2 separate regions of the Mus musculus genome follow, and region 1 is linked to region 2. Evidence: chromatin loops called from intact Hi-C (ENCODE). Cell type or tissue: gastrocnemius. All regions are shown on one strand. Links, peaks and the distances in the headings refer to the core of each region. The heading gives the core; the rest is flanking DNA. Region 1 has its middle 6.3 kb from the start of Grip2. Region 2 has its middle 19 kb from the start of Ccdc174.

Region 1 (8,331 bases), core at 300-8,299, 46 kb after region 2:
ACAGCTTCATTATCATGTCTGATAGTCATCCATGTTGCTGAACAAAGCATTATGCTTCCTTTCATCATTGGGTAGTATTGCACTTGGCGCCTCTACTACATTGTAATTTTTTTTAACTTGTTATTCTGGACCTAGATGATTTGTAGTTCTTTACTTCTACAGAAAGTGTTGCTATGAGGGCTTTGTTGTTGTTGTTGTTGTTTAGCCTTTCTTTTTTTTTGAGACAAGAGCTTGCTGTGTGCCCCAGATGGCCTTGAACTTGATGCAATTATCCTGCCTCAGTTTCTCAAGTGCTGGGGACCATAGGCATGCACTTCATGCCTGACTTTTCTGTCTTGTTGTTGCTTTTGTTTTTTTTTTGTTTTTTTTTTTCAAGAAAGGATTTCTCTGTCCTGGAACTCGCTCTGTAGACCAGGCTGGCCTTGAATTTAGAGATCCACCTGCCTCTGCCTCCTGACTACTGGAATTAAAGGCGTGTGCCACCACTGTCCAGCTGCTGTGAATATTCCTAAAAATACCTCTGGTAGCCCGATACACACATTTCCCTTCGGTCTATACTTTTTATGAGATAATTTAACATCTCTGTTGCAGTGCATTTAAAAAAAAAGTTTTATTTATTTTATGTATGTGAGGACACTGTCGATGTCTGAAAGGGAATGGGATCCCATTACAGATGGTTGTGAGCCATTATGTAGTTGCTGGGAATTGAACTCAGGACCTCTGGAAAAACGGTTAGTGCTCTTAACCACTGGGCCATCTCCAGCCCCTGTTGCAGTGCTTTTTAGAACATAAATATTTCAAAGTTTTAATAATTCTGCCCAGTGTCCTAACACGTAGCTGCTCCACATCGCACTCCCACAGGAAGTGGCTGAGGCTTCCGGATGCTTCACATCCTCACACCTGATACTGTCAGATCCTAAATTTGAGTTTTGGGCTTGAATTTATAAACCAAGCTTCCAGGGGATTCAGATGTGTTTGGCAGGAGGCTCAGATTCACAGAAAGAACAGCTCTGGGGTCTGCTGGGTTATTCTAGGGCAAACCTGCTAGTCAGGATGGTGTGAGGACCCACAGAGCTGCACTCCTGGTGTCCTTTAGCTCCCCATAATTATGGCAGTTTCTTGTCTGTTCACACTCTCAGTGTGACTCCTCTCCTGACTTCAGCCTCCATTCCTCAAGCCTGAGCCCCTTCTTTGGTTAGAGTCTCACATCTGTGTCCCAGAGCTTGGGAATAGGAGGAGAAGGGGGCGGGCATCAAAGGTAGCATCACCCCAGAGGGACAGTGGTTCTGATGGGAGGGGTGGGGTCTTTGTTGCCATGGCAACCATCAGTTGTGCAGTGTGCCTACCCCATGACCAGGCTTCAAGGAAGTAAGATCTGCCAGATATTCTAAAAGTAATGGTTAACAATGCCTGGTGGTGAACTCAGATGTCTGCAGATCCAAAGGGTGTGAAGAAGGTGGTCAGGGGTTAAAACACACAGAGGCACACACAGAGACACCTGTACACACATACACACACACACACACACACACACACACATCACACCATTTAAACCAGCTCTTCTCAAATGGGGGGTGACTGTGCCCCAGGGGACATTTGACCGAAAGGCCTGGAGGCATCCGAGGTGTGTAGTGGATGAAGCCCTGGGTACAGATGCTGGCACTTCCTGTCAGTGGCCAGGCCTGCGGCTCAGTGCAGCCTCACACTCACAGCCCTCCCAACTCAAATGCTGGCAGTGCGGGGGCTGAGGGCTGTCCTGTCCTGTCAGAGCAGAGCGCTGCCTTCCCAGCTAGGTTACAGATGGACCTGAGCTTGGGGAAGGGCCACCCTGCACTGCTTATGAGCACCTTGAGGCCCGGGGAAGGCCAGTGTTTGCTATTTCCAACCCATTGAGCATGGATACATTTGAAAAAGTAAACTGGCAATTATTTCTTAAAGGGAAATACAAAAGCACAAGAGACACAAGCCACAAGTCAGGTGTAGATGCCTCTGCAGGGTCGACTGCTGCACCGGGCTCTAGCCCACAACTCTCCAGCTGTCCCTGTCAAGGGTGATATCACAAGGGAGTGTGGGATCTACAACTTTGCTCCAGAACGTTCTAACACCCCCCTCCCATGAAGTTCAGATGCCTGTCTGTAAGGTCCTGCATCCAACACAGCCTCCGTTCTCACCCCTGCCCTGGACAGGGGTTATTCATCTGATGAGATCAGATGGAGACAACCTCTGCAGGGATCGGCTAACTCAGGCAGGGCAGGAAGAGGCTGGTGGAGGGGAGTTATAACCCTCCTGTTCCCAGCCATCCTCTGCACCCAATATTTTTCCAGCTCTCCTCCTCTAACCGCACTCATTGTTACTCTCCCCCTCTTCATTAGGCTGTGAGTCAGAGATTCTGGGTTCTAATCCCAGCTCAGCTTATATCAGGAAGGCAGAGCCTGGAGCAGGGCAGTCACTCTGTACCCTTTCCTGGCTATAAAATCATGGATGAATAATAGTCCCTGAGGCAAAATGTTTGGGAGAAAGCTCAGTGAGTAAAGATATTTCATAAACAATGTTTCTATATAAGCATAGAACAGGGCCCGACTCAACTCTTTGCTTTGCCACATCCCAGCCAGGTGACCTTGGGGAAGCCACCCTTCTGTGGGTCACAGTCATGCTGGCTTCTGGCAGACTCTGAGGTGAGTACTCATGAGGAGCCACCACAGAGTCTGATGCTGAAGGAAATAAGGGAAGTGGAGGCAGCTCTGCCTGGATGGAGCTCACCCCCAAAATCATCACCAAATGTCTCCAGGCCTCTCCTCCAGCTCTCCTGAGTCTCCTCAGCCCATGAGAGACACATCCATTAAGAATGAGGTTCTTAACCTGTGGGTCATTGACCCTTTTGGGGTGGAATAGCAGATATCTGACATATCAGATATTTACATTACTATTCATAACAGTAGCAGAATTACAGTTATGAAGTAGCAACAAAATAATTTTATGATAGAGGGTCACCACAACATGAGGAACTGTATTTTATGGGTTGTAGCTTTATGAATGTTGAGAACCACTGGTTTAGAACAACAGGTGGGCCAGACACAAGCTGTCCAATTGGACTCTCAGTCCCTACGGCCCTGGCCCTTTGTCTGCTCCCTGGTGCTTTGGTTACCACATTTGGGACATGAGGGTAATCACCGTCCCCACCTTACCAGTTGTCTTAGGGTTCGACTGCTGTGAACAGACTCCATGACCAAGGCAACTCTTACAAGGACAATATTTAATTGGGGCTGGCTTACAGGTTCAGAGGTTGAGTCCATTATCATCAAGGCAGGAGCATGGCAGCATCTAGGCAGGCATGGTGCAGGAGGAGCAGAGAGTTCTACATCTTCATCTGAAGGCTGCTAGGAGATGACTGGCTTCCAGGCAGTTGGGACAAGGATCTTAAAGCCCACGCCACACCTACTCCAACAAGGCCACACCTACTCCAACAAGGCCACACCTACTCCAACAAGGTCACACCTACTCCAACAAGGCCACACCTACTCCAACAAGGCCACACCTCCAGATAGTGCCACTCCCTGAGCCATGCGTTTTCAAACCACCATACCAGGTGTTAGAGAAAACGTGTATAAAGATCTAGAAGTGACTTACTTACATTGCCATGTCATGATGTCACTAGACCTTAGTCCCATTCTTCTCAGAGAAGATTCTGGAAGCAAATGCCTAACCATTATCTCGTTAGGTCTGGGTTCATGAAGCATTGTATTGTTCTATAGTCAGATCACAACCTGTGGGGAGGAGTCTGGATGCTATCATGAGTGGCCAAGCATCAGAGGACCCGGGGCCTGAACCTCTCCCCAGGTGACAGGCTGTTCTCTCCTTATAACTTGTCAGGTGACCCAGGGATCTGAGGACAGGACAGGGAGGAGCAGCGATGAAGGAGGATCCCGGCCTGGCCCAGCCTCTTCCCTTGAGGCACATAGGGTCCCTAACTGCCACACTCAGGCCACCTCTCTAAGTGCCACAAGCCACAATCTGCATCTTCACTAAACTGGCACCTACCCAAGCATTTGTTCTTAATTATCTCCTGTATAGGTGATGCCAGGAATATTAACAGGCATGCCACCTGTTTCCTGGCAGGTGGCCCTGTGGGTGCACCTGTCAGCCAGCTGCCTTGGTCCCTACTGAAAACCAGTGGTGTCTTTTTCATCCTGGGCTCCGGACCCTCTGGGAGCCATTGAATGTCTGAGTCAATTCCTGGGAGGTCTCCATGCCCCTGGGGCCTGCTTTCTGGCTGTGACTGATGTCCAGGGCTTTGGAGAGGGTAGAGAGCTGGGAATTTTTTCCCTCTGAATGGGCAATGATATCATGTGAGTGTTATCACTTGTAAGGTGACATGCTTTTGTGTATGTCATTATATGTGAGGTAATGTCACCTCAGGGTGCTATTGCTTGTGAAGTGACATTACTTCCTGGGTGCCATCACCTATGAGCTGATGTCATCCCATGGAGCCATGGCCTGTGGTGACTCCTGAGGCCCACAAGGCCCAGAGCTCTGCCAGGGAAGGGATTCTCTGTTGACACACAGGGCCTGCTTATAGCTCTGTACCCCATATGGCTTCCTAACTGTGAGGCTTCCTAATTGACCTTGTTCCAGCTTCCAATCATCCAACAGAGAAGGCAGGACTTCTTGACTCACAGTTTGAAAGTTCAGGACTGGCCCAAGGCTCTGGCCTATGGTGACTTGGAGCATCATGGCTACAGGGGGCTCATCTCACCTCAGGGCAGGAAGCAGGAACCCAGAAAGGGCAGGGCTTTCTTCATCATCTGAGGATGCACCCATTTGGCGTTATTTCTTCCAAGGCCCCACCTCTTAAGGCTATACAACCTCTCCAAGGACATGGCATTTGAGAAACACCAGAAGTGCCAGCCGTAATTACTGAGTTCTTGGAGCTTTATATTGTAGAGGGGGAAACTGAGGTCCAGCCATGGACTTATAAAACTCCATGGACCCTGGTTCTGACCCAGAAAAAGGAGCTGCCAATTCGGCCACTTAGTCTTCCGAGATGCACATGCTCACCTCCCTGTTCCCACAGTTCAGGAACTGACTGGGTTTTTTGTTTGTTTGTTTGTTTGGTTGGTTGGTTGGTTGGTTTTGGTTTTTCCAGACAGGGTTTCTCTGTGTAGCCCTGGCTGTCCTGGAACTCACTCTGTAGACCAGGCTGTCCTCGAACTCAGAAATCTGCCTGTCTCAGCCTCCCAAGTGCTGGGATTAAAGGTGTGTGCCACCACTGCCCGGCCAGGAACTGACTGTTAAATCACAGGGCAACTGGCACCCCCTGCTCCAAACATGGCCATTGCTCCCACCCTCCTCAGAAGACTCTGCCATGCCAACTCTCTTGCCTCTAGCCCTTCTACTAGCCCTACTGCTCTTCTCCCATTCTGTACCCAGCCTATATTCCCCAGGCACCACCCTACCCTTCTTTCTTCTAGCCTTTCTTCAAACATCACTCTATCCCCAGTGAGGCTTTGATGGTCCTCTCCCCTTCTAATTTCCATGGTTTTAAATTTTCATTACTTCCCAGAGGCATCTATAAGGCAGGAACATCCCTGAGGCAGTTTACAGGCAAACCAGAGCTGGTTGGTTTTAGGTTTTGTTCTATAAGGATGTTTGTTTTTGCCCATCCATATCTCTAACATATAATAGCTCCCCTATAATGCTAATAACAATAATAGCATCAACCCAAAGGAATTAACTGTAATTTTTTTCCAAGACAGTTTCTTTGTGTTTCTTTGGCTGTCCTGGAACTTGCTCTGTAGACCACGTTGGCCTGGAACTCACAGAGATCCGACTGCTTCTGCCTCTCAAGTGCAAGGTTTAAAGGCATGTGCCACCACTGTCCAGGCAATTAACTGTAAACTTTTTAACATCATCTCAGGCTTGGTCCTTGTGAATTGTTCTTTCTCATCCTGTCCTGCCCCTACCCCTACTCCCAGCCCCCTGAATATACATCCTGTAGTCTTCAAACTGTCTTTATACATGGTTCATTCATGTTGGGATCCTGCCAAGACCCCTGTACCTCATTCAGCTCATCAGTCTCTTGAGAAAAATTCCTTCTTCCTCTTTTACGAGATCATCTACTCGTGAGCTGTTCTCGGGGTATCTCTCACTGCATCTCCGCGTGCTACGTGCATTCTGTCCACTGGTCTTCAGGACTTGAGGGCTGCCTGCCACTGACTCGTATCCAGTCTGCGACTGACCCGCTTACCTTCTTAGGACTGACAGAAGGTGATTTCACAGTGCCCTTGTCAGAGTGAGGGAGAGAGACACAGCTCCAATTACAGCCTTCCCAAGCCTGAGGAGCACCCATAGTCGGTTAGGGACCTCAACTCAGACCAAACCAGGATACACAGCTTCTGGACTGAAAAGAATTTCAAGACTAACCAGTGTAGTGAGACAGTTGGAAATGTTATTGAAGATGTTTTAATATAGGCTCAAGCACAGGGCTTCAGACAAAGAAAGCCATTCACAAGAAATGAAGACATAACCAAGTGGGAGTATGTGCTTTCTGAGGGAGAGAAGGGCAAGTTGAGGCACGCCCCAGGGTAGGCAGGGATTTCTCAAGGGATTGAAAGCAATCCATCATTTCAGCATCAGCCACTTACACCATTTTAGTGACTCTTAAGTCACATCTCAGAAAGTTGCAAACAGCCCCCTTTCTCTTCCCTCTTATAAAAGAGATATGTGAGATGTCTCTGGAGATGCCTTGGATGGTGCTACAACATGAAAAAGCAAAATCAGAAGCCATGAGGGCCACACAAGGGGTCTAGAATGAAAATCATTTCCCTATAAGCTGCTGATATTCCTAGAAAACTTCAGGTTTGTGGCTGAGAAGGAAGAAAAGCCTCTAGTGGTGATTAGCTGTGCTGGGAATTCTTGCAGGCAGAGGCTTCAAATGGATCCAGAGTGACAGGCTTTGGGCTCCCATCTCCCATACTCCAGATCTCCCCTGCCTTCCCATCCTACCACACTGGTCTTTGCCACACCTGTTTGCTTGGGTTCTTCCCAATGACATCTCCTAAACGACTTCCATCTGGGTACAGAGGTTCCTATCTCATGCTGTACTGACATTGGTCCCAAGTGACCAGTGAGGGTTTATGGCTCTTCCTCCTTTGGAACATCGTTGTGCACACAAGCATCTTACAGTTTTCTAGTCTTTCTTCTTTGATGTTCAAACTGTCTCAGGCTTGGCCAATGGATGTCTGGTGCCAGACCCTGATGCCCTTTCAATCTTCCCCACTCAGACTTTGTGCACTTCCTTAATCTCAGGGACTAAGCAAAGATATTTAGTATGTTCCCCCAGTCCAGCCTTAGGTCAGTCCTGGGGATCCCTTCAGCCTGCAGAGGGTATGAAGAGACAACAGAAACTGTACAAAGATACCTGCCTTCTTGCTCTGTTTATTTCACCTTCTGTTACACCATTTCCTGACTTATTACATTGTTGCTATTCTCTCTGCTCCTCTTGCCTGTTTATTTCACCTTCTGTTCCACCATTTAATGATTTATTACATTGTTACTATTCTCTGGGCTCCTCACTAGAGCATCAACACTAGGAAACCCTGTTTTGTTCGCTGCTAGGCCTAGGAGAGGCAGCACAGAGATGAAGCCTAATAAATTAGTTGGATGAAAGAGGGGGTGGGATTGATGGATAGTCCCCCATGCTTGCCCTCCCCTAGCCTGAGGGAGTTGCACAGAGGGTCCCCCACCCTTTGACACCTCCCCAGCCTTGGATCTTATTTATATCAGCAGAGCTGGTGACTGAAATGTCACCACTGGGCCTGTGAGGCAGAAAAGGCCAAGAAGATTAAAGGCATCTCTGATGAGATGTTAATTTGTTTCCAGAAGCAGGTGGGGGTGGTGGGGACTTTGTGAGGCTGAGGCAGGACTGGAGGAAGCAGAGGGGCAGAGGCTGGCTTGGATCCCTTCTTTCCCTTCCTTCTATCTGGCTTTTGAGATCTGTAAAGCTTGTGTGCTGAGGGGAGTTAAGTCAGTCCTGTGTTTGAATCCTGCCCTCAGCACTATCTGGGTCCTTAACGATTTGTTGTGGTTTCTACCTGCCGCTGGCAGCTGGCAGACATCCTAAGCCCTGTTCTTTTTACCAGAGGGAATAATAGGGGTGGGGATGGGGGTCGTGGCCTGGTCCTTGGCCAGACTTTGTGCCCTGGACTCTGGTCCTGGCTGTTACCCTATAGTGTGCATAATACTGGTGAGAAACAGCCTCTTGTATCTGTAATGAACTGGCAGGACACATGGCACACAGTAGGGCTTTTACAGAAGACTTATTTGGCCCAGTTG
Region 2 (8,331 bases), core at 7-8,006:
GCTTAGGAAACCCAACTTATATCCTGAAGAGCTGGGTCCAACAGCCAAGCTTTGTCTCCAGCCTGGGGCAGCACCATACACTTGGAGTGGTTCCACATGGATGTCCATTGAACAGCTGTTTCTTCCCTTTGTGCACCTGAAACATTTCATCCTGATCTTGTTGAAAGCAGTGAGAACTACCTAACCTGTGCTGCCTTCCAACTCCAGGAGGCTCTGGCTCCAGCCCCGGGTACATTCATTAAAAAACAGAGGAAAACAGCAGAGAAGAGAACATAGCCCTGACCCTGCCAGACTCACCTGCCATGTGGCTTCCTCAGGCCTTGAAGCTACCTCATGGCCTCTGCCCCTGGAGTCCACCGATACTAAGCACTTGAGGTGGCCTGATTTTCAGAATCATGCTCTACTTTCCTCCAGAGAATGGTTTGCCTGTAGCTTGGGAGAAGGAAAGGCCTCCTCAGCCTGTGCCCACCCACTGTTAGACCCCTCACCCTCTTCAAGCCACAGAGGCCTGCCCATCTGGCAGTGCCTGAGGCTTCCTTCTCAATGCTAGATTTGCTGGCCAATTACCACCCCTGTGGAGCAGATCCAACCAATGGCTTACAACAGTTGGGGTACATGCATGCCAGCTCTCTCAGTGTTCAAGTAGAACAACTCTCTGATGCTTCTGCCTGGGTCTCCTTCTGCTCCAGTTGCTCAGGCAGTGTGTGGGCCCAGTGCTCTGCACCAGCTGCCTGCCCTCTGTTCTCAAGGCCTCTCAGTGCATTGTCCTCTCCAAATCACAGCTGAGAGATTTCCTATCTCTCAGAGGTGAACCTCTGAGGACAACCAAAGTAAGAGGCATATTTCCACAAGGCTCAAAGAGAGTGTGGTGGTATAAATGAGAATGTCCCTTATAGGTTCAGATGTTTGAATACTTGGTCTCCACTTGGTGACACTGTTTGGGTAGATTTAAGATGTGTGCCCTTGCTGGAAGAAGTATGTCACTGGTGGTAGACTTTGAAGTTTCAGAGCCATTCCTACTGTGTTCTCCCTCCCCCTACCCGTACCTGGTTTTTTTGTTGTTGTTGTTGTTGTTGTTGTTGTTGTTGTTGTGTGTGTGTGTGTGTGTGTGTTACTTGCAGTTTGAAATGTGAGCCCTCAGCATCTGTTTTCTAGAACCATGCCTGCTACTTGCCTTTATACTTCCCAACTATGGCAGACTCATCCCTCTGGAAGGGCAGCTAAATAAAACCTTGGTCATGGTATTTTATCACAACAGAAAAATAACTAACACAAGGAATTCTAGAACCTTCCTCCTGTCCCTTGAAATTGAGAACCCCCTTAGCAAACCATCAGAAAGTCCCAGAACACCAGCCCCTCTGCCCAACAGCACAGGGCTTCAGAGAGAGCCTGCCAGGGATTAGCATTCTGCCAGCTTTGTCACCTGGAATAAGAGCCTCGACGTCACTGGACATTGCTCACTCATCCAGATAGGAGTTCTACCTGCACCCAGCATGATGGGCAGATTCTATGAGGCCTTTTCACTGACATGGATACTGAGATAACCTCAGCTTGTGACCCTCCAAATGTCAGGACACATTTCTTAAGACACATTGTCAGACAAAAAGATCTCTGTCACATTCTGCTCTGATTTACTCCTTGGGTGACCTACACAGCAAGCCAATTGCATCAAAAGTAGTTTAAAGGCCATTTACAAAACTCCTCATCTGCTGGACTGGAATGATGCTCTGGAATGACAAACTAGAAGGACGCATGCTCCCTGCATAGCTGGAGGAGAGACAGACACAAGCCATAGTTATGGGAAAGGTCTCTAAGTAACTTCCCTGTGGCCCCTGTGGGGCCTGGGCTTCCAGAACACGACCTCAACTTGGAGTCCCTCTGACTCCAGCAGTAACCATGTGATCCCAGATGAGCCAATCAGGCTGCTGATTCCCCTAGTCACAGAAATTGGTGTTAACATCAATGTATGACCCAGAGTGAACCAAAGATACTCAATCCTGGAGTTTTGTTGGGCTTCTGGGGACATGATGACTTTCAAACTGGAATCAGGAAGGCAAAGTGAAACCTGAAATGGTTTCTGGAGTTTCTGAAGGAAAAACTACAGAAAAGGAAACAGAGTCCATTCTTAGGTAGAGTCCCAGCAGCACAACTTAAACCTTGGTCTCAACTCTTGTTTTGGTTCAAAGCTGATTGCTCCCCAGAGCTCATGCCTTATGTATGATGAGTTCAAGACACAAGGCAAGCACAGGATGAGGTTAGCCCTCATAGGCAAAGGAGTTGAAGACTTGTGAACAAAGAGGTTTCTGACCCAGGTGTTGAGGAGTGGAGGAAAGTTGGTTCTGTAGGGATCAAGGCAGGGAATCTCACTAGAGGCTGTGACTGTTGAATATAAAGCATCCCTCTAAGAGACTCATGTGCTGGAAGCTTGGACCCCTAGTTGTAGGTATGTTATTGTGCATAGTGTAAAGAAAGATTACCCTTGTATTATTCAAATGCTGACTTCTGTGCCCCCACATCTGGTTGCAAAACACTGCTCCCCAATTATTTCCTGATTAGTCAATAAAGAAGCTGATCAGTCAATGATTGAGCAGGGGAGAGAATAGTGCTGGACTTCCTTCCTCACAGTGAGAGTGGGAAGTGGCGGGGAAAGAGAGGGAGACACCCTGAGAAAACACCTGGAGCCCAGAGAGACAGATCAGTACTGAAATGCAACTATCACTAGGATTTTGACTGGGAGGTAGCCAGATTAGTGTAGAGGATTAAAATAGAGTAATACTGCTCAGTTGTTGTGCCCTTAAAGCTTGTTAAATAAGTATAAATAGTCCGGTCTCAATTATTTGGGAGCTAGCTAGCTGGGTTAAGGCTACAACAAATATTTATAAAATCGCCAGTAACACCTGGTAATGGAACCAGTCATTGAAAGGTAGTGGGATCATGGGGGCTCTCATGATCAATTGATCAATCCATCAATAACCTGTGGCATTACTGGGAGGTAGGAGGAACTGAGAGGTGGGATCTGGTTGGAGGAAGAGGTTACTTTGGGGATTAAAGTATATAGTACCTAGCCCCTGTGCACTCTCTACTTCCTTGTTCCAGTGAGGGAAGCACTTCTGTTCCACCATACCCTCTCTGCCATGACAGTCTGCTTTACGTCAGGCCCAAAGTCCTGAACAAGAGACCATAACCTTAAACCAAGAGTTAGAAGAAATCTTTCTTTCCTCTATGTTTTGTTATGGTGACAGAAAGCTGACCAACACAGAGACAGGGTAGATAACCTGACAGAGACCTAGAGGTGGGATCTGGGAGTGTTTTTTAGCTCAGCTGGAGCCCTGAAGATGAAGCAAGGGCATTAAAAGGAGCCAGACCCTGGGAAGGTAAATGCCAGGCTATGAGGGTAAGCATCAGGCAGGTGTCTGTTCATGCTAAGTGAAAGAAAAAGTGGAGTTAACTTTGTTGGGTTAGGGCCCCAGAGAATTAATGAATATATGTTCCCACCACCAAAAGGTAGATATTCTATAGACTTATAACAGAAAATTTCAGCTATAAACAGGCAAGGAGCATAGACTGAGGCTAAGGGTTAGCAAGCTAGTTATATGGCTTACCTTAGTAGCTAGCCTAGTTAGCTCTAATAGTCAACTTGACACAGCCTAGAGTCATCTTAGAGAAAAATCCCTATTGAGGAGTTACCTAGATCAGATTAGCACGTCTATAGTCTATAGGGGATTGTCTTGATTGTTAATTGATGTAGAATGACCCGGCCCACTGCAGGCAGCACCATTCCCTAGGCAGATGGTCATGAGCTGTATAAGAAAGCTAGCTAAGCATGAATCTGTGAGTGAGCCAACAAAGTAGTGTTCCTCCATGGTTTCTGCTTCAAGTTCTTGCCCTGACTTCCCTCAGTGATAAACTGTGACCTGGAAGTATAACCCAGATAAACCTTTTTCTTGCCAAGTTACTATTGGTCAGAGTGTTTTACCATAGCAACAGAAAGGAAACAGAAACAATAGCAGACCTAATTAAACATGAACAGAGAGCATTCATGTAGGTGCTGTGGGAGGAAGGGGTGAGGGAGGTGTGGAGACACCTTGTGCAAAATAGAACAATTCTCTGAGGCAAGCAGGAGTCCTGCAATGCTAAGACCATGCTCCTCAGCAGTTGCTGGGGACACACTGCTAGGAAACTCCCTCTGGAACAACTTTCATAGGTCTCATGCTTTAGTGGACCCTCAACATTGTCCTTCCAAAGCCACCCAGTTCTCCCAGTTGCATGACAGTGGTACTTAAGCACTTCCTGACTCTGCCCCTTTAATTCAACTAGATATTAACAGGGAAACCTTGCAGACCGGGACTCAGAGTAACGCAAAAGCTTTGAGTGGGTTGCTTGAGGCCAAAAAGTCTGGCTGTGCCTGGCTTGCTCTGAGGTCTGAAACTGGCTGGCACATTAGATATATGCAGTCACAATGCCATCCCAGACCCACTGAGCCAGGAATTGCTTTAAATAAATCCCAAGGGACCTGTGCACACATCCACATTTGAAAAGTGGCACTGGTCTCCTCATTGCATGGAAGCAGCCAAACAGAAAGAAGAGTACCACAAACCCGACTGCAGTTGGGTTAGGACAAGAACATTATAAAGAGTTACAATTCTCTTCTGCACATTCCAAAATGGAGTTTATGGCTTTCATAATGAAAAAACCAAACACTTAAAATTGAAGAAAGTCGGAACCACAAAATTATATGATATTATAAAGCTAGTAAATTATGAAATGCTTATTTGTATTTAAAAAGTAGGTCCATTTACAGTTTGTTATTGCTTTTTTTGTTTTAATTGTTCTTTCTCTGGCCCCACCCCCATCCCTTTCCTTCTCTCCCTCCCTCCCTCCCTCCCTCCTTCTTCTCTCCTTCCTCTAAAGCCTGAAGCTTGGGTGCTTTTGAAGGCAGCTTGGGCCCTGCTCTCCTGAGACTGGTCAGAACGGAAAACTGTGCTCTTCCCACACAGGGCACATTAGAGCATAAGTTTTAGCATAGCTGGATAGAGATGACCAATGTTTCCGTGTTTACTGAAGCTGAAAGCAGAGACTGACGTAAGCAGTGGGCGCAATTACGAATGGCCTGCCCCCATGGTGACTCTACCCACAAGGGATGAGTTAGTTCCCTGAATATCTCACAGTTTTCAAATCCCCCAAGTGCTGAGTTCACACATGATCTCTTATCTCCATCACTTTGCACTGCCCTTCAGTGCTCAGCATGAATGTCACTTCTCAGGGTTGCCTTCCAGGACCCTTCAGTCCCTTAGCGGCTGACTAAGCTCTCAGTTGCAGTTGATGGGAAAACAAACTTAGAGAGATTTAAGCCAGAAAGGGTGACTGCTGGATCAGATAACCGAAAAGCTGGGGTGGGGTGGGGTGGGGTGGGGAGTGGGGGGCTGGGGACGGTTGTCTGGCCTGGAGTATCACTGAATCTAGGATCTCAAATGCACTGCCAGAGTCTGCCAGTGGCAAGTCTCTTACCTCCTCCTTTGGACTCCCTGCTTTGGTGAACACTCCTTTGGGACCCCAGAGTGGTTCCAGATTTTTAACCTTCCAGTTTAGAAGCTCCAGCTGAACGAGAGTTTCCTTTTCTCCCAGTTGTCTTTACAAAAGACCTACTTAGGTCCCAGATACATCTCTGACCAATCATTAAAGAGGTCAAGGAGTGGTATGTTCTGATTGGTTAGGGTCATGCTTACCCGAAGTGGCCCCTAACTTCATCCTGTCTGGATTCTGAGGATGATGTAAGGCAAAAGTGAACATCCAAAAGGTGGGGCAGTTAAGCTGGATTTGTGAAAACAGCAGCAGTGTCTAGGCTCTAGAGCCTCAACGTGTCTCGTAAGGTTGGCTGGCTTTGGAAACTGTGCATGAATTCAAGTGAATATTTGACATCTGTCTCCCTAGCTAGACCAAAACTCAGCACAAAGGTTCTACGTGCACAAAGATCCTGTGTGTCCACAGATACTGGTCTGACATGCAGTGGGCGTTCATCAAATATTAAGCTCGCTCCAGCTGCCTTCCCTACAGCTCTGTTCACCAGCCTTTGCCTGAGGTAAGCTGGGAATGCTGGTGAGCAGGCTTCCCATTCTGAATTGGATATGCCTTGGATGCAGCCAGAGCCTCTGCCCCAGCTATGCCTAGGGACAGTCTGTGCCACAGCATGCTGTCCTGCAGACAGAAACATCTGTCTAATGGCCAACGACAACTAGGAACCGCTGTCACACAGCAGCCCCTGGGGTGGGCTGGCAGCAGACAGGATAAGAGGATGGGGTGGTTATAAATTCTGCCACGCTGTAGGCTAGGCATCCAAAACTGGGCAAACTCCAGCCTATAGTTCTCAAAGGACAGTTAGGTTTGCCTCTTTAAGGGAAGAATCTGAGATTTTTTCATAGTGGTAAACAAGGTCCCTAGGCCCCCACGCAACAAAGCCCGTTCAAGATGAGCCCTACCATTCAATCCCTAAATCCCTAGCTTTGCTAGTTAGAGAGAGAGACACATAGAGAGAGAGAAAGACAGGGAGACACAGAACGAGGCAGAGACAGAGAGACAGAGAAGACAGAAACAGAGGCAGAGACAGACACAGACTCACAGAGAGATAGACAGAGACAAGAAAGAGACAGAGTGAGACAGAGAGAGAAAGAAAGAGACCCTTTGCTTTTTTCTGGAGTCCCACTCATCCCAACATTTGTTGGTCAGGGAAGAATAAAGAGCAGAAACATAGCATCCTTTCCCACTGAGCCATCTTGCCAACCTGGAATCGCAAAGTCTGGATTTTTTTTTCAACTTTCAGTGATTTTTAAATGATAGGATTTTAATTGCCAAGGCTGAGATCTGTTGGTAAAATGCCATTTGATTTTTCCTGAGTCTGGCCTTCTGGGTTTGGGAATTTGAAGCCCTGGATCTGACCAGAGGTTCCCTGTACCCTGTAGGCAGTAGGCTCAAGCCAGAGCAGAGAAGAGCCATGTAGAACACAGACAATTTTCTAGACAGAGCAAGAGGTGGGGAAGCCAAGGTCTAGTAGAGACCACTGCTCACAAGTGACAGGAAGGACACTGTGTGTACCCTAGGGCATTCCTTCCTCAGCTCCTGACTCTTTTCAGTGACATTCCAGAGCCTCCAACTCCCTGATTGCCTCTGAGGCTTTCGAGTATACAAGGCTCCTACACTAAGGATGTTCTGAGCAGTGGAAGCCCAGTCATTCTGATTGGACCTCCTTGTCCAGATCATGAGGGACATAGGCTTTGGAGGCAATACAGTCAAAGTCTGACCTCAGTTTCCCAATGTGTGAAGGGCAAGTCCCTGATTCAGTCAACAGACTCCTTGAGCCCAGTCTGGGACCAGGCTGCAGTGATCCCCAGTTTTGCTACTTCTTGGGGGGAGGGGTAAACTGCCTCAACCCTTTAGCATTTAGTCTTGTCATCCTTAAAATCAGAACAAAAGAAAACCTGTTTCTTAGAGTCATTTTGATGCTTAGAAGAATTAATAATGACTAAGACCTTACAAATGCCTGCATTTTATGGCACTGCTCCTTGTCAGACCAGGGACAACAGGGAAAGAATCCATCAGCCCCACAGGACTCTGCTCTAGTGAGAAACTCAGTAACAGCCACAAATGGAGGCTCTTCTCCTGGATAGAAGATAAAGCAGGATAAAGTTGGGTGGCCTCTTCACTCCAGGAGCATTGATCCTTGGGGGATAGGGGGTCCATGGTGCTGTGTCCAGCGCTGGCCTGACACTTGGTTGGCACTCATTGAGTTATTTTTCCCAGAGTGCTGTTGTGAGTCATGGGACATGACATTTCTAGATGTTCCCTTGGGATTCTTTGTAAGAGTTGAATTGCAACAAGCAATAAAAGTGAAGAAGTAATGAAAGTAGCAAGCCACCAAAGGTCTGATGGCAGGCACAGGGGAGCAAAGGGGCCAGTGGGGGAGCTGAGAATAACTCACACCCCCTCTCCATCTCCCTACTTTATCTTTTTTGTTTGAGGCAGGGTTTCTCTGTGTAGCCCTGGATGTCCTGTAACTCACTCTGTGACCAGGCTGGCCTTGTCGACAAGTGGTCTCATATAGAAGAGTTTATTTGAGCTTACAGTTCTAGAGGAGAAGGGTCTGGCGTGGTGGAGAACTGTGGCAGCAAGAGGAGGCAGGGGAGTGAGAAAGCTGAGAGCTCACATTTAAACCAAAAGCACAAATTTGAGAGAGCGGTGGGTGAGACAGCTTCAGACAGAGACAGATACATGGAGAAAGACCAAGAGAGAAGGGAGAGGGGGAGGGGAAGAGCAAGTGGGAACACACTGGAAATGGCA

What was found. Peaks named below come from ENCODE experiments on the same cell type or tissue, not always from the same donor. Only the 100,000 strongest peaks of a DNase experiment are listed, where the experiment ranks them.
Region 1: a loop joins it to region 2, with 2.2 times the contacts of the local background. A loop is called at or near these places in 2 of 42 quality-filtered maps.

What each region holds. Positions count from the first base shown.
Region 1 is chr6:91,809,573-91,817,903 of GRCm38, reverse strand. It overlaps a transcript of Grip2 not described here. Among named protein-coding and RNA genes, the nearest start is that of Grip2, 6.3 kb to the right of the region's middle. In gastrocnemius, for the core only: no CTCF peak of the experiment used is centred there; a DNase peak (open chromatin) is centred at 4,140.
Region 2 is chr6:91,855,276-91,863,606 of GRCm38, reverse strand. It overlaps a transcript of Ccdc174 not described here. Among named protein-coding and RNA genes, the nearest start is that of Ccdc174, 19 kb to the left of the region's middle. In gastrocnemius, for the core only: no CTCF peak of the experiment used is centred there; DNase peaks (open chromatin) are centred at 556 and 4,434; H3K4me3 peaks cover 555 bases.